Regions from separate parts of the Homo sapiens genome. Here region 1 is linked to region 2. A link is a contact called in ENCODE Hi-C or POLR2A ChIA-PET data. All regions are on one chromosome and are shown on one strand. The core of a region is the stretch at or near the end of the contact, and the rest is flanking DNA. Distances in the headings are between cores, read along the strand shown. Region 1 overlaps LOC124904555 (a long non-coding RNA gene). Region 2 holds the start of LINC01132 (long intergenic non-protein coding RNA 1132).

Region 1 (3,009 bases), core at 240-2,739, 51 kb before region 2:
ATCAGTTTGCTTCTCCCCCTTGAAAGATAGCAACTGTCAATAATCATCACCGTGTCTCCCACTTGCAGAGCTCACTTAAACCGTCTAAAAACCCTTGATAGGGAGTGATATCAGCCTTTTCCCTCTGGACCAAGCTACCTAAGGAAAGCAGTATTGGTCTCATGCTAAGTCATTTGTTTTTGCTAAGAGTTTTATTGTTCCTTCACACGATAGTGATAACTGAGTTTTGGCTTCTAACTTATCTTTCCATGCCTTCTGAGTATTTGCACACTATATTTGGCATATTTCATGGTCTGTGCTTCTGTTCTTTATTTCGATTTTCAGTTTCCTCCTTCGCCCCTCCTTCTTTCCATGATTACCCAGCTGAGCTCCATGCAAACATGTCTTCTCTATTTATTCACATCACAATATCATTTTGACCCTCAGCTTTCCTATTTCATGTTTCAGAAATTTCCCCAAACAGTACTCCCTTGCCCTGGTGTAATTAGAGCTCCTATCTCTGAACCTCTAGAGTTACAACTTGCCCTGATCCACAGTTTCTTTCCTGCTTGTGAATTTCCTTTCCTCTAAGTAGTAAAATTAGTAACTCTTTGCATTTCTTAATTGTAGTTTCAACAGCTTGGATTCTTTTTGTAGGAAACTTGCTTACTCTTTGGAGCTCCTTTTCCACCACAACTAGGCCGTACAAAACCAAAGTTATTTTTAAGATGGAGTGGTCCTCAAAAATAGGCACCAACCAGTGCTTTTGTACATAAAGTCAATAACTTCTAGATATAGATTTTCTTTCTCTACCATACGCCCCTGCTCTATACAATTACCCAGTGATCAAAACAGAAACCTTAGCCAAACAAACGCATCCTATGGTGTGCAATGCTTTTCCTTTCTTATCCAATATACAAGGCTTTTTCACTCTGCCTAGTTCAACTCTTCATAAATATTAATCGGTCCCATTGATTCATCTTTCCATTTTACAGCCATTAATAGACACCTCTCTGGATGGACATCACATAGTTTATCCACTTTAACCAGGCTGATCGATTCTCTTTTCTGAAGAACGCTTGCTTTAGAGAAGTCAGGGAAACCAATTTCTCTTCTTGTTTTCTTTTACCAGTCTTCTGAAGAAGAGCCAAAGGTGAGAGGCGCTCTAACCCATGAGGCTTTTTTTTCCCCTTCCTTTCTGTCCTCACTCACAGCACCTCTTTCTTTGCCCCAAAGCGCTCCCGCCACATCTGTGCCCCAATACCACTTGTTACTTAGCATCCATGCTGGCTGGCTGCCGTGGCCACACTTACAGGTGGTGTGGGTGGGCACTGTTCTCGGTCCACACATCCTCCCCAAGAACCCTGTTGAATGGAGATGTGACAGGGCCAGGGGTCACTTAAAGATTGTTCACAGGCTGCTAACAGGCTGGGGGAACAGTGGGTCCAAGTCAGAGCTGCTCTTGCCGTGGGTGATGGCTGGTCTTCTTTGGTTAAGCTGACCCAGCACTGCTCAGCCAAGTCTCTCATGGTCAAGTGTTATTTCTTCCAGGTAGTGGCCCAAACAAACATTCTTGGAAGGCCACTTTCCTTTGTTAACTTTATTAACAGATAAGTCTCTAGTACGAAAGAGTTCTGGGGCCACCTGAGGCATAGGGACAGTTTCTGTGCTGCTTGAGAATAATCCCTTTGGGAGATCATTCGCTTAGCGGCCAGAGACTTGTGTGAGCCTGAGAGGTAATTAGGTTATAGGTGCCGAGCAGATCCACTTGTACCAGCTGTTCTGGAAGAGAAAGCAGATGTGTGAATGGAAGAAAGAGATGCATTCGAGGTTACAGAATGAAGGTCAGCGGGAAAGATGAGAATTCAGGATTCTCACTGATAGTTAGAGGTTTGTTGGTTTTTAATTCCCAGAAGAATCATGAAGAATGGATAGTAATAATAATACTTGACCCATGCACACTCTTTTATATACTAGACACTGTTCTAGTGGTTTAAATGTATTCACTTATTTGATCTTCATACCACCCATAAAAGTCCCCATTTAATAGATGAGGGAAAAGGACACCCACAAGTTCAGTAAGGTGGCCAGGGTCACACAGGGAGAAGGATGTAGGACCAGGACTCAAACCCTGGCAGTCGGGACCCATAGCCTTAACTGTGTGTGTGCGCACGTGTGTGTGAGAGAAAGAGACAGTGGGGTATGTTTCAAAGACAGACATGGAGGTGGTGCTATGCATATGGTTCATATGAGTCCCCTCCAAAGACTATTTCCAGACTAAATAGTGGCTCCAAAAGCTGACATTTACTGAGCGCCTATTAAATCTTCTCGAATTCTTACAATAATTCAGCAAGAATTTTCAGTTTTGAGGTGAGAAAACAGAGATTCAGAGAAGCGAAGCGAATTGGCCAAGATTACCCAGATAGTAAGGCAGATGGCGGACCAAGACTTGAGTCCAGAGGCCAAGCTCTTTGTGGCCCACCTTGTCTGGAGAGGGCCCCCTCACCTTGTCAAGTGTATGAGTCAATCAGACTATGAAGTAGCTCACAGAACTCTTTCATAAATTTGTTTGCATTTTCATTACACATATTATCCAAAAGAATCTTGTATCCTATGTCATCTGGCTGATAAATTTCTGATCTCACTCTATGGATCACTGGAAGAAGAGAATGGACTCCTCCTTGCTGATCATTTTTATGTGGAATATCAAACCAATGTTGTGGATTCATTGACATGCATATACTTCAGAACTAAAGAGAGAGCACAGTGATAGTCCCTGAATGCTTGCCCTAAGGAAGGAGCTTCCCCAAAATACAAGGCAAGAAGATGCTACACGGGTCTTTCCACTCCACAATTTCACTTAGGATCTGATTGTTTTTGCATTTTCCCTTTCGAAGAATTTTGTAACTAGCCAGAAGGTAAGAATGTCACCTCCGTCCTAATCTGGACATGAGCTAGGATCTAAACTTAATGGGCAAACTCATGTGTGGCTTCGGGCAGCATCATTTTGCATGGGGTTTTGTCTGAAGG
Region 2 (2,990 bases), core at 438-2,937:
AAGGAGCTGGAGGAAGAAACCATGCAAAAATCCATTTGGAAGCTGCAAATCAAAGCTAATAGCCTCTCCTGATCTGCTCACACACGGTGCCCAACCGGTGTTGTAGAGAGGAAGAGGAAAAGATTCCCCAGACATGAGGACAAGTGTAAGGCGAAGGGCTGGAAAGGGGAGGGGAGCTCGTGTCAAGAGGGAGCTGGAACTCAAGTGGGGAGAGGAAAGGCAGTGGGAGAGAAGAGAGCTCCTTCGTGGGCGGCCTCTGCGACATCTGCCCCAGGGGCCTAACGCCTCCCTCTGTGATGTCTCTGCACCCAGGCTCTGTTGCTGCTTCCTCAACCATTATTCTCATTTGGGAAGGGAAAGAGTGGTTTTATAAAACCGGTGTCCACGTGAAGGCAGCCATCCAGTTGGTGGAGAAATTTTCCCCACATAAATTAGATTACTCCAAGTCTAGATGGTTCCTAGCCCCTAGTCCTTCTCGCTGAAGACGGTACAAGGAGGGTGGCAAGGCAGAGGTCTGGAGGGAGAAGAGTAAAAAGCTCCTTGTTTGCGTTAAAACAAACAAACCCCAAGATATGCCAGTTGTTTCAGAAGGTGAATTCCTACTTCAGGTAGTCCTTAAGAGTCACCAGAAATCCAGGAGCGAAACTGCACTGAGATTCCATTAACTGTGAAAAAAAATAACAAAATAAACGGGCCACACAAAAAGAAGAAAACCGGCCTGCCCAACGAGGGCTGCGGAGTGCAGCCAGAGTCCCTTGTACCAGTAGATCATATTGTGTCCATTTAATAATAATAAGAAGGGGCACCCTCCGCGGAGGCTTCACCCAAGGAGTCCTGTCCCACCCGCAGGCTCGGGCGCCCGCCTGCAGACCTCGGACGCCGGCCAGCGTCTTGTCGTGCAAGGCCGTCCACAGCCAGCATGGCCTTAATGAGCCCATTTCAATTGAAATGAGATCAATACTACTCATTTTTCTCTTGCTGGCTCCCGAGTGATTCATGAATCTGAAAACTAGTTCATGAATCAGAGCAGGGTGGGGTGGAGGGGCTGGGGCGGAGGCAGGCAGGGGAACATTTGTGCAGTCGGCAAACCTCGATTCCTTTAATGAACCTAGCCATGAGTTGCATAACGCTGGCCTGCCTGCTAGTTTAAAACAGTCTTTTCGGAAGCAGCTTTCAGCTTGACTTATTCACCTATTTTCCTCCTGGAAAGGGGAAGAATGACACTGGGTACTGATTGTGTGTCTGTCTGTCTCAGGGAATACTTTTTTGCTCTTCGTGTGTGGAACCGTAGGGGCTTCCCTGGACAAGAACGTGTGTCCATGTGTGTGTGCATACATGTATAATGGTCTTTGTGTGCACATCCTCTGTGTGTGTGTGTGTGTGTGTGTGTGTGTGTGTGTGTGTATGAGTGAGCAATGTGTGACCGGCCTCGGGCCCTTTAAACCTGAACAGGAGCCAAGTTCATTTCTCAGCGGAGCTTCATAAGGAAGCACGAGCTGGGGCAGTTGGAAACCACATCCCTGTGAGTGCTGATTACAGCCTACTAAGGAAAATGAGATTTTTATCTCACAGGAATTCAGTTATAAAAATAAAATACAGCGTCTGGCTTGATTCAGCTAAATGTACAAGCACTAGGGTGTTTTTAATTTAACAGAGAAGCTGGACAAGAAGAATGACCTAAAACATTGCATTTAAAGAAAGTCAGAGGCGAGGGGGAGGCTACAGGAAGTGAGTGGGAGTAGAGATGTGTGTGTGAGAGAGAGAGAGAGAGAGAAATGGAGGGAGAGGGAGGGAGGAAGGGAGGAGGGAGGTGGAGAGAGAGAGAAAAAAACCACCCTGCTGGCAAATGAATGCAGCAGGGATGATGTCATTGGAACAGTTGGAGGAGAGAGGAGAAAAACAACTCGGAGCTGTGCTAATCCTGTTTGCTGCCCTGAAGGGAATGGAAGGCGGCCAAGGCAGGGAGTTCTGGGAAACCATATAAGGGTGCCAAACAAGCATTGCCGCCAACATTAGGAACTGACAGCTTTGTTCTTTGTAACTTGGCTGCCCGCCAGAGGCCTCATTTCAGCTCTGCGGCATGATTACCCTGGACGGCCGCCAGCCCCGCGCTGAGAGCTCCTTTTCTTCTCTCCGAGCTTTTTTTTTTTTTCCTCTTTCCCTCTGCCAAACATGCAGCAGTTACCATGGCAGTGGAAAGTAAAGTTTTAAAAAAACACAACAAAGTAGAGAGGCACGCCTTTATCCAGATGTGCCACATGAGCAGATAGAAAAGGCAGTTCACCTATTCATCGGGGCCTTTGACTGCAGAAGAAAACACTGGGGCACTGGCTGTCAAGTTCGGGAGGGAGGTGACTCCAGGATAAACAGAGCAGCGAGCAGCCCTGGCTGCAGACAGAGAGGGGCTGGCTCCCAGGCCCTATTTTCCTTCCCTCTCTCTCTCCCTTCCTGGGGCATTGTGGAGTGCGTAATGTGAAACGGAAAATGTCATGATTTCCACTGGGAACGTGTCCACGGTTTTGAGAAAGCTCCAGAAACTCAGGTCCATAAAGCACTGAGGGGAGGAGGAAGGGAGGGAGGAGAATGGGCGGTCACAGTGCCCTCTGGTCACCAAGGTGAACCCAGCGAGCAGGAGCCAGTACGTGGCTGTGGCCCAAGCCTCTGCCTGCTGCTGGAGCATGGCCAGGCCGTCGTCGTAGGGTTGCAGGCTGTTCGGGGGTCCTGGGTCCCACGGAGCCCTGGGACCTGAGGGACAGGGATGTTCCCTTTTCCCCCTTGGAGGTGTAGCCAGTAGTTTGGCTTTACAGGGGGACTCTGTGAAGAGTCCAGTTCCCTATTTTTAATCAGGTTCATTTTTCACCTGCTTAGAAAGTGGAACATCTCCTGAAAGGTGACAAGTCGTGATCAAAGGCAAGTCTCCAGGCAGAGAGTTGGCAGGTTTCCGAAGCAAAGGTTACTTAGAAGTGGAGGCTCCACTGCCAGCTTCCCCC

Evidence for each region. A loop is a pair of places that touch in the nucleus more often than their neighbours do. ChIA-PET counts read pairs that join two places held with the same protein, here RNA polymerase II (POLR2A). Pooled maps may share reads with other maps.
Region 1: a loop to region 2 is called in a map of dorsolateral prefrontal cortex, with 3 times the contacts of the local background. The contact joins the enhancer-like site here to the promoter of LINC01132 in region 2. A Hi-C loop is called at or near these places in 21 of 168 maps with a recorded cell type or tissue (CD14-positive monocyte, CD8-positive, alpha-beta T cell, Caco-2 and 16 more), 2 of 37 single-sample maps with no recorded cell type and 28 of 50 pooled maps. POLR2A ChIA-PET finds 5 or more read pairs at or near these places in 10 of 52 experiments (GM12878, HepG2, K562 and 7 more).

Annotation. Positions count from the first base shown.
Region 1 is chr1:234,671,230-234,674,238 of GRCh38, forward strand. It overlaps LOC124904555 (a long non-coding RNA gene), which reads right to left. Exons shown (of 2, transcript XR_007066952.1): 2 at 173-1,761. Among named protein-coding and RNA genes, the nearest start is that of LINC00184, 43 kb to the left of the region's middle. Within about 2 kb of position 1,490, at least 3 of the 41 ENCODE cell types and tissues checked have a DNase peak (open chromatin) inside an H3K27ac peak, as active enhancers do; they include GM12878, where a contact is called at or near this core.
Region 2 is chr1:234,722,355-234,725,344 of GRCh38, forward strand. It overlaps LINC01132 (long intergenic non-protein coding RNA 1132), which reads left to right and starts at 1,688. Exons shown (of 3, transcript NR_038856.1): 1 at 1,688-1,728; 2 at 2,869-2,990. RefSeq lists enhancers at 905-1,467, 2,032-2,594, 2,595-2,990.